Regions from separate parts of the Homo sapiens genome. Here region 2 is linked to region 1. A link is an interaction called in ENCODE POLR2A ChIA-PET data of the cell type or tissue named here. Cell type or tissue: OCI-LY7. All regions are shown on one strand. Each heading gives the region's core, and the rest is flanking DNA. Links, peaks and the distances in the headings are about the cores only. Region 1 overlaps KIAA1549L (KIAA1549 like). Region 2 overlaps KIAA1549L (KIAA1549 like).

The links. Peaks named below come from ENCODE experiments on the same cell type or tissue, not always from the same donor. Only the 100,000 strongest peaks of a DNase experiment are listed, where the experiment ranks them.
Region 2: POLR2A ChIA-PET joins it to region 1 with 10 read pairs; 3 of 35 experiments call an interaction of 5 or more read pairs at or near these places.

The regions. Positions count from the first base shown.
Region 1 is chr11:33,473,346-33,478,726 of GRCh38, reverse strand. All of the region lies in intron 1 of KIAA1549L (KIAA1549 like), which reads right to left. Among named protein-coding and RNA genes, the nearest start is that of KIAA1549L, 100 kb to the right of the region's middle. RefSeq lists an enhancer at 292-581. In OCI-LY7, for the core only: no CTCF peak of the experiment used is centred there; DNase peaks (open chromatin) are centred at 536, 996, 2,576, 5,256 and 2 weaker places; H3K4me3 peaks cover 4,928 bases; H3K27ac peaks cover 4,886 bases.
Region 2 is chr11:33,547,938-33,553,318 of GRCh38, reverse strand. KIAA1549L (KIAA1549 like) reads right to left here. Exons shown (of 21, transcript NM_012194.3): 5 at 2,060-2,279; 6 at 1,078-1,211. Among named protein-coding and RNA genes, the nearest start is that of C11orf91, 150 kb to the left of the region's middle. In OCI-LY7, for the core only: no CTCF peak of the experiment used is centred there; no DNase peak of the experiment used is centred there.

The DNA.
Region 1 (5,381 bases), core at 317-5,316:
AATAGCACCTCCTCAGAAATATTTTGAGGATTAAATGAGATAGTTCAAGTGAAGGGCTTGAACTGTGACCACTCTATCTGTCCATATAAAGCAAAATCATGGCTTACTGTTTACATGAAGGACAACATAAAAATCAGATGGAAAAAAATGCTATTCCTATCTGTGACCAGCTCTTTAAAAGGACAGAAATGGAGAACTCCTCCCTTGTTGCTATGCAGCCTTCTGCAGGCGGAGCCCATCAGCTCTGAAATCCGCTCCATGTGGTTATAACAGCTCTGCAGAGCTTGAAAAAACCTCTTTCGCTCTGTTCCTCCCCCAACGGGTTCAGGCCAATCTGTGTTTTCCCCAAGACAAAACTGCAATCCCTGCAAGACATAGCTTTGCAGAAACCTTTGCCCGTCTGGGGGGCTTGCAAAGCCAGGCATGCTTGTCAGGCTAGAACAAAACTTGCCTCTGTGAGTTCTGTTAGCATGGCTTCTGCTGGCAGCTGCTGCTGCAGGACTGCAGGTGGTGGTGCAATCGATACCATGTCATCAGTGAGTTCAAGGTCAGGTGAATCTGCATACCACAGAAGACAATGATTTTAATGTCGCTAGGTTGGTTCCCCTGTCCTGCCCTTTTACTGTAGGGGAAGTAAATATCAGAGAAACACTCAAGCCTTTCCCTTTTATGTGACAAGCCAACACCCCCTCTGGCTGGACCATAAGCCTTCTGTCTAAATGTAGCTGGACCTCTTGTCTTACCTGTAGTTCACAGGTCTCCACCTATTTTAGTACAGCAGGTGCTCTGTGCCTCTGGGGCTGTTCCTTGGGTCTATGAACTTGGACAAAACGTAAGTGGTTTCCCACAGTGGTGTGTGTGTGTGTGTGTGTATGCATCTGTGCATTCAGCAGACATTTATTAAGCACCATGGTAGATCAGACACTGTGCTGGGTGACAGAAACATAAAGACAAATTATACAGTCCTTCGAGGAGCTCACAGTTCTAGGAAGTGAGGGTGGGAGCAAGTAACTGACAATCCCAAGAGGGGAGGATGTGCTCAGACAAAGCCATCTAAAGAGATCACCCAATATGAGCACTTTGACCAGCACCCAGTGATTCCCAAAGCAAATGGCACCTTAACAAGGCTGGAAAAGTGAGCAAGAGTTAACCGAAGAGAACCACATGCAAAGGGGGGTAGTGTCGTGTGTGTGTGTGTGTGTGTGTTTGTGTGTGTGTGCGTGCACCTGCGTGGCACTCCACCACAGATTATTCATCACAGTGCCTTTCTAAAAACCCTACATTAAATATCTTACATCTTGAAATTTATTGTGTTCCATCCCATTGGGCAGAAGGTCAGAGAGAACATTTCTGTGAGTCATACCTCACTGGATTTCTACATCTTGTTAAGCGTTCACTTTTTCTGAAGTATCAGAGACAGACTTCTCAGCTCCCCACCCAGTGTTCCAAAAGTGGTGGGGGGCATTCTACCCAGGTAGAAACACCTCCTCCTCCTCGGGCTCAGGCCACACCAAGAAGGCTCCAGGGAGACTCCTCTGGAGAAGCAGGCTGACTTAGCTCTATTCTTAACTGACACAGCTCTGCTACTACTGAATAACAACCTTCTTGCATAGATACTGAAGTGTTACTGCCTTTGGCCTGATCAAGCACTGACCATGAGTTGCCAGAACTTCAGTCTGGGGGTCAGCCCTCTAGGCTCCAGTTTACTGGCTTGATTCATTCATTCACTCAATCACTTATTTGTTGAACTCCCAACTGTGCCTAATACTCTTACAGGTGCCAGAGATACAGAACCAAACAAAACGCACAAAGCCTACATTCTAATGAAAGAGACATACAATAGACATTAGTAAATAAACGAGAGATGTTCAAGTAGGAATAGGTTTTGTGAAAAAGCAAAGATAAGACAGGGTAACGTGTTTCAGTGTGACGTTAGGAGAGTTTATTTGTAATAGGGTGCACATTTTTGTGCCCCTCTAAGGGGACAACTGAGCTGAGACCTGAATGATGAGCAGGAGCTGGGAGGTTGGGGGCAATGCGCTTGGAAGAAGGAACTGCAAGGTTCTGAAAGAATGGTGAGCTTGAGAATTCCAGGGATAGCAGCTGAAGTGTAGGAGCTACGAAGAGAGGTGAGAGAGGCCAGGACAGGTAGGTGCCAGTAGGCTACTGTATGGAGTTCAGACTTTAAGTACAATGGGAATCCTTTGAAGAGTTTTAAGCAAAATGGTGACACTATCTGACCTTTGTTGTTTAAAGACTGCTGTATCAAAACTGCTCTGGATTCTGGGCGTCTAGCATCTACTAGTTCCTCCTCTTCTTGGATAACCTCTTTGAATTTGACCCGTGGCTTATAAGCTTGAGGCTTCTCTAGTTCAACATCTGGCACCAGCCTCTGGGCTGACCACAGAGAGAGATGGAGGTGAGCTTCGCCAATGAGCACACACCCCCATTCATTCATCTCGATGTCTTATTCCCTAATCAGCATGGCCTATGCACTCATTAGCCAAGTCCCTGATTACAGAGTAAACTTGTCTTTCAACAAAACTGCAGATTCTTGTTCCCTTCAAAGCTGCCTTGGCAGTTTGCCAATTTCAGCACAGTAATAGATTTCCTGAGAAGCATTCAAACTTGCCGTCTCTCCCACGGGCTATTGCCCAGACCAGTTGTGTGGAGTTTCCAGGTTTTAAAAGATCATGTGTGTGATCTACAGCCAAGCTTCTCAAGCAGGGATGGGCACATGTGAGGGTTTACTGAAGGATACTAATGTGACCAGGCCCACCCCAGATTTAATGAATCCCAACCTGGGGGGAGTTGGGTGGGGGGCAGGCGGGAGAGAGACTATATTTTTGTTTGTTTTAATTTTTGAGATGGAGTCTCAGTCTCACTCTGTCACCCAGGCTGAAGTACAGTGGCACAATCACAGTTCACTGCAGCCTTGATCTCCTGAGCTCAAGTGATCCTCCTGCCTCAGCCTTCTGAGCAGCTGGGACCATAGATGTGCACCACGTCTAGCTAATTTTTTTTTTTTTTTGAGAGAGCGAGATGAGGGTCTTGCTATATTGCCCAGAATGGTGTCAAACTCCTGGGCTCAAGTGATCCTCCTGCCTCTGCCTCCTAAGGTGCTGGGATTACAGGCATGAGCCGCTGCACCTGGCCTTTTTTTTTTTTAAAGAGACAGGATCTCACTCTGTCACCTGACTGGAGTACACTGGCATGATTATAGCTTACTATAACCTCGAACTCCTGGGCTCAAACGATCCTCCCACCTCAGATTTCCAAAGCCCTGGGATTATAGACGTGAGCCACTATGCCTGGCCAAAAACATATTTTTTGAAAAGTTCATTAGTCAAATCTGATATGCACTTTTGTTTAAGAGCCATTAAACGGAGAAGAAACAGGCTATATTTACAAGCTCACCACTGCAAATTCTTTTCTAGAACAAGGCTAAGTAAAAAATGAATAAATATGCATCCATACACTAGCAGCCACAGTACCAGAAGAGGCAAAACTACCTCCAGCTTCTATGAATCAGGGCTCCATAAGAAAGAAAAGACGAGGTGAGGAATTGGGTGTTAGGGGCATATACAGCTCTGGCCCCCTCTGCTCAGAAAGTCATTGCAGGAGAATGAGAAGCTCCCTCTTTTGCACACTCGCTGCTTTAAATGTTCACAGCTCCGCAGCAGCAACCAGCAAACCCACACACCCAGAGTTCTCAACACCATATTCCCTGAAGATACATATTCTGCAAGGCTTTCAATTCCCTTGGATATTCCCGTGTGAGTTTAAAATATTGCAGCCCTCCTTAATTAACAAAAAAAGTCTATAACACCAAATAATTAGAATTCCTCCACCATTCCTCACGCTGGAGTGTTTATGAAGATGACAGGCCCTCGCCTGGAAAAAGCAGAACCAAAATAAACTGAGCAGCAATTAGGCTGCAGCCATTTCGTTTGGCAGGTGTTTATTGGGTACCTACTGGGTGCCAGTTTCTATGCAGTACTCTTTGCTGATGCCATTTCATTTAATCCTCCAACCCACTTCCCAAAGTGGCTATTATCATTATCTCTCTTTTACAAATGAGGAAGTTAGGAGCCCAAGGGGCAGTTAAAGGGCTTCCCCAAGGCATAGCATTAGTGCCAGGATAGAGAGTTGAACCCAGGCTTGAGTCTAAAGTGGGTGCTCTTTCTCTCAGTCTCTTAGAATCGCATATTGTCAGGCATTGTCACACATGTGATTCTAAGACAGCGAGAGAAAGAGCTCTGTGGAACTTAAAGATGAATTGGCCTTGCATCCCTGCCCTCAAGTTGCTCACAGAAGAGCAACGAGCAAGGGAAAGGTTATATAACTAAAGTGTACGACTGAATGTGATCAATGCTGCATAATGAAAGATATGAGCTCTGGAATCACGGAGGTGGGGCAAAGTAAGTCCAATTCAGGGCAAATTTAAGGCTTCACAAGCCAGATGACATCTGATATAGTTTGGGTGTTTGTCCCCTGTAAATCTCATGTTGAAATGTAATTTTCGATGTTGGAGGTGGGGCCTGGTGGGAGGTGTTTTGGTCATGGCAGAGGATCACTCATGAATGGCTTGGTGCCCTCCATATGGTAATGAGTGAATTCTAGCTCTGAGTGCAGGAGACAGCTGGTTGTTTAAAGAGCCTGCCACCTTCTCCCTCTCTCTCTTGCTCCTACTCTTTCCATGTGAGATGCTGGTGCACTTTCCCTTCCTCCATGATAGAAGGCTTCTTGAGGCCCTCACCAGAAGCAGATGCTGGAGCCATGCTTGTACAGCCCGCAGAACCAAGAGCCAATCAAACCTCTTTTCCTTATAAATTATTCCACCTCAGGTATCCCTTTATAGTAACACAAAAACAGATTTTTTTTAATCTGTTTTTAAAATACAGCATCTTAGGACTTCCCAGAAGGGAGTAGGATTTGACCAGTGGAGAAGATAGGAAAGGTTATTCTAGATAAAGGATATAAAATTAGCCAAGAGGGGAGAATGAGGAAAATGGTCAGGGAATGGGGACTAATCTAATATGACTCGAAGGGAACGTGCATATGAGACCAAATGGTGGAGAGCCTTTGAATGCCATGCTCGGAAGCGGAGAACACAGTCTTTAGGCAAAGGACACTATAGTAGGCTGCTTGGCAAAGGAATGAGATTATAAGACAGGGCCTTTGAGAAGGTAACTATAATTAGGCCACTTTAAACTGCTGATAGTTCCTCTCACCAATGAGCCTTCACGCGTGTCTTTCTCTCTTCCTCCTTTCAATGTCCTGACAACTCCTATGCAACCTCTAAGACTTGTCTTGGACATCACCTCCTCCAGGAAGTATCCCCTGTTCGCCCAAGATTGGGTCAGATGCCCCTCCTAGGT
Region 2 (5,381 bases), core at 276-5,275, 75 kb before region 1:
AAAAAAAAAAAATACAGCGCACCAGGTGTGGTGGTTCATGCCTGTAATCCCAGCACTTCGGGAGGCCGCGAAGGGAGAATTGCTTGAGCCCAGGAGTTAGAGACCAGCTTAGGCAATATATGGAGACTCCATCTCTACAAATAATTAAAAAATTTTTAAAAGGGCTGTTTAAATGTTTAAAAGGGCTGTTTAGAGCATCTAAAATCCTGTCCCCCAATAAAAGCAGCCCCTACAGGGGACGCTTTCCCATCACCCTTTAACTCTTAAGACTCCTGTAGCTTCTAACCTCATCTCTTACTTCCTCCTCACTCATGCCATGATTCATTTCCCAGGGATTTTCCCTGGGAAAGAATTCTGTTGTTTGACACAGGCTTCATTAAGGACCCCATTTCTACACTGCATTGACGTGAGTATGGTGTAGTGGATTGACTCAGGTCCTTCTTCCATTCTTTACCGTGTGACCTTCTGGAAGTTTCTTAGCCTCTCAGTTCTCTCTTCTGTGAAATGGGAGTAAGAATACCTCAGAAGGATGTCTTAAGTATTAGGTAGGAAAATATTTGTAAAACACTTAGCACAGTTCCTGGCACATAGTAAAGACTTCAATATAAAACGCATGTGTGTGTGTGTGTGTGTGTGTGTGTGTGTGTGTGTGTGTGTGTGTGTGTTGGCATGTGTCTAAACTAAGGCAACTGGAATATAAGCCAATGCATAAAATCACAGAACGGGCAAATCTTGGTGACTTAGCTACTTAGAATTGATTCATTTATTCATCTTATATTAGAAATTTGACATATACAGTACAGCCTAGTTCAACTTTTCAAAATAATAAATGTATTAGAAAGGCCTCAGAAAGCATCCCATGGGGAAAGAAATATAAAACCCCAAACCACAATAGGTGCACAGTGACACAGCATCCCTCCTGTCATGGCCATACCCCAGACATCCTCACCAATGTCTGAAGTACAAAGTTACATTTATACATGGTAGCTCTGAAAGGGAAGACCCAAGTCATTTCTTGCCAGACTCTGCATTGTGGTTGTCTGTCAACTACACAGCCTGAAGCACCTTCCTCCCTACCTGAATTGTCAAGTTGCTTTTGGTATTCAGGACTTTCCTCTCGGCATCCTGGAATGCCTTCTGCAGCCTCTGTTCCATTGTCTGAGCAAACTTGCAGGACTGTATGTTGTCCGCTTGGCTCACAAACTGCAGCACTAGAATGAGAGAAGTCAATCAGTGCTCACTAAAGCTCCATGTCTCAGTTCCTTGGATTTAACAGTGGTCATAATATAAAACAGCACGATTTTAGATGAGAGGAATTAGGCAAATAAATAATAAGGCCAGACAAGGTTTGCTTGTAGTTTTGAAAGTGGCTCCTAAGATGAATTATATAACACAGAAGAATTAAAAGCACGATCGAACCAGAGATTCCCTCCAATGCAAAAGATTTTATGATTTTATTTGATTGGAATATGTAGACATCTGCTCAAAGACTGACAAATCACAATCTAAGAGAGATCATGCCTTCTATTTCTTTGGAGGGAAGAAAATCATTGACCTCCATTGCTAAGTTGATTGAGTGTTTCGATTTTAAGAGTTCCTCCACTCTTGTAGGTTACAAACTTTGCAGACCCGAAATCACCAGAGAGTTTGAAAAAAATATATTCGAAGACCTAAACTCAGAGATTCTCATTCAGTGGTATCTGGAATCCATTACTCCAAACCACAGATTTTTTTTTTTTGCATGTTCAACTATTATTAGTACCCACTGATAATATAGAAAGAAATATAAAATATAGTACCTGGAGCTCAAAAGTACTAAGTTTGTAAATTGGGAAGGAAGGCTCCTATGATAGAACATTTCTAACAAATCTAGGGTTGGAAGAGTTTAGGCTGATGTGCAAGGAACTGGGACATTTGATTAGCAGGACCCTTTGAAGAAGGTTCACAGGGACTAAAAAATGACACAGCAGCTAGCAATGGAGCTTTTAAACAGGTGTCCACTTGGTACTGGCCCTGAACCCAAGAATGGATGAAAATCCCTTCCTTCCGAGTCACTTGCCTGTTTTTAGCTGGAAGTAGCCTGCAGGCTGGGGATTCCATGGGGAGGCAAGTACTGCCACAGACTGTAAGTGTGGGGTGTGTTGCTTCAGGTCTGCAGTGACGTTGCTGACTCCATACACACCCAGCATTTCGATCACCACAGCAGGCAAATACACCAACTTCCCTTTGGTAGCATAATAACCAACTGTGACATTATGAGAATATTCCAGAATGTCCACCTACAAAACAAATGGACCCACAAAACCCATTGTTTATTTCCACAGCACTTTAAGTTCTTCCTGGTATTTCTTAGAACCACGGCTGTTAGAAACAAGACTGGAGAATAGAATGTTCTCGTTCAACAAATATTCTTAACAATTCTATAAAGCATAGTTTGGATTGGCAAGTCTCAAAATATCACAAAAACAACAAAATATAATTTACATCAAACCTTCATGGTATAGAATTAAATCTGTATCTTTTTTATTAAGTGCCTCAGTATAATCCTGTGACCATCAATTATTATTACCAAAAAGGTAGGGAGGAGAGAGTAGTTCAAAGAGATTTTCAGTGAATGAAATGCTGGGGAAAATCACTTTCTTATATTTCTCATCATTTATGAGAATTAAAAGGTAGAAATGATAGATTAAGTGGGGGAACCTTGGGGGCACCGGTCAAGGAGTAAGTAAAGTGAATTCCTCTTTCTAGAAGCAGAGAGAAGACTTGTTCAGACTCTGTCCTTGGCTTGTAAATTGGTTCAAGACCAAGGCAGGATGCACCAGAGAATTTCTCTGACAGCTGAATCCTAGGGGACACTGATGGTCTGAGCTCTTTCTGTCTCAACTGCAAGATTTTCAGGCTTTAGATTTTATTCTTATTTTTTCTTTTTTTCTTTCTTGGTGTTACATATTTACAGTTCAGGGTTTTTTTTTAATTTGTTTTGGTTTTTATATATTAAATATAATGTTTATTACAGAATCTGTATATTTGAAAAACAGAGAAAAGAGTAACATATATACACATACGTATATGTATGCAGCTCCTTTTTTTCCAAGTTTTTATTGTGGTAAAAAACACACAATATACAATCTACCATCTTAACTATTTTTTAGTGTGCTGTTCAGTGCTATTAAACACATTCATAATGGTGTACAGCTATTACTACTATCCATTTCCAGAACTCTTTTCATCTTGTAAAACTGGAACTCAGGGTTTCATTTTGTGTTTTTTTTTTTTGTTTCTTTTTTTGTTTGTTTTTTTTGTTTTTTGTTTTTTTGACAGGGTCTTGCTCTGTCACCCAGACTGGAGTACAGTGGCATGATCACAGCTCACTGCAGCCTTGACCTCCTGGGCTCAAGCATTTCTCCCACCTCAGCCTCTCGAGTAGCTAGGACTACAGGTGTGTGCCACCATACCTGGCTAACTTACATATGTTTTGTAGAGATGGAGTTCTCACTACGTTGCCCACGCTGGTCTCAAACTGCTGGCCTCAAGTGACCCTCCCACCTCGGCCTCCCAAAGTGTTGGGATTATAGGCATGAAACACTGTGCCCGGCCAGGAAGTTTTTGACACCTGCTTTCTCCCCATATTCTTGCATCTCCATGTGTATTTTCCAAAGGAAGCAAGACAACTGATTTTGCAACAGGATGGGTGTGCCTTTGCTTCCTCCACATTGTGTGCTCCCGGTCAGTTTTTCATGAAGATGGTGCTCAAGATGATTTTAGGTGGAACAAGAGGTATTTCAGCATGGAACGTGGACACAGCACAAGACAACACTAAATCAACTAAATCACTCAGTGAGAAAGTTGTTCCCTTTCAACCCTTCTAATGACCCCAAGGAATAAGTCTCAGTTTAGTGAATATTTGCTTTTAACATCTCTCTAACCCTTGCTAATTCCTTTTTTAAATAAACAAACAAACAAAGGGATACCAGGCTCAGCCTTAGAGCCTTCTGCAAGCAACAACCTCTAGCCTGAATTTAACAAGCTGTTTGGTTTCCATTATTCTCATTCTTACCATCACCTTTTATTTGTGGCAAATGATTTTGATTTCCATTTATGGTGGTAATATCAAATGCCCTTTCAAAAAAATGTGCTTAAGTTTTTAAAACAGAATCCATAAAAAAAAAAATACTCATTGTCACACTGGTCTGTAAAGATATGCAGCAAAGACCAAAACTGTAAAAGCAGTTTGAGAATGTTTGAAGATTAGTGAAAATTGTATCAGGCAATTAAATGGAAATATTCACATTTTCAACTTCCCATAAAGTTTCTGGTGCAGAAATCATAAAAGCCTCTCATATAATGCATTTCTTTTTTCTTCTTTTTTAGAAATATATAAAAGAGATCGACAATGATCAATAAAGTATGTGCCGAATCTCCTTTCTAGTCCTTGGTGTTGATGGGAGGGAGGGGGTCAGTAAGCTGACTGCAGCTGTAGGACAGAACATCAAAAGAAGAAGCCACAGCAATAGTTTTTAGTGGTGCAAATGGGAGTCTACTGACTGCCAACTGCATTTACTGTTTGAAAACTTGGAATCAAACCCAAAGATGTAAAGTGAAGCTTCCATCTCTTGGATAAGACATCAAAATCAGCCAGCACTCATTAAACAGTACTTGGCATTAAAAGAAAAAATGTTACTTCCCTGTCTGCAGTGGGCAATTTAAGCAAAGTCGGACTCGATTTACAAGTCAGGATAATTTTTAAATGTCCAGAAATAAATCACTGTTTACAATAGTGATGAAAATAAGGGGAAAAGCAATGGAGAGTTTTCTAGAAAATTACATGAACAATGTAAATACTTTCCCCAAACGATGGGATAATGGGATGGTTTAAAACAATATATCCAGGCTTGTTTGTTTGTTTGTGTGTGTGTTTTTGAGGCAGAGACTCGCTCTGTCACCCAGGCTGGAGTGCAGCGGCATGATCTCAGCTCACTGCAACCTCCACATCCTGGATTCAAGCGATTCTCCTGTCTCAGCCTCCCGAGTAGCTGGGATTACAGGCACCTGCCACCACGCCCAGCTAATTTTTGTATTTTTAGTAGAGACGGGGTTTCATCATGTTGCCCAGACCGGTCTCAAACTCCTGACCCCAAGTGATCACCTGCCTCGGCCTCCCAAAGTGTTAGGATTACAGGTGTGAGCCACCCACCTGGCCAATATATCCAATCTTTAAAAATAAATCTAGACATAAAGCAATTAGTCTCCATTTTCCATCTCAAAATTTGACCTTTTTCTCAAGCCACTACACATTAGCTAGTTGCCAAAGTGAAGACAGATTCTACTTCTGGCCAGTGTTGTTATGATCCCTAGAAAGGAGGAAAACAATCTAAACATAT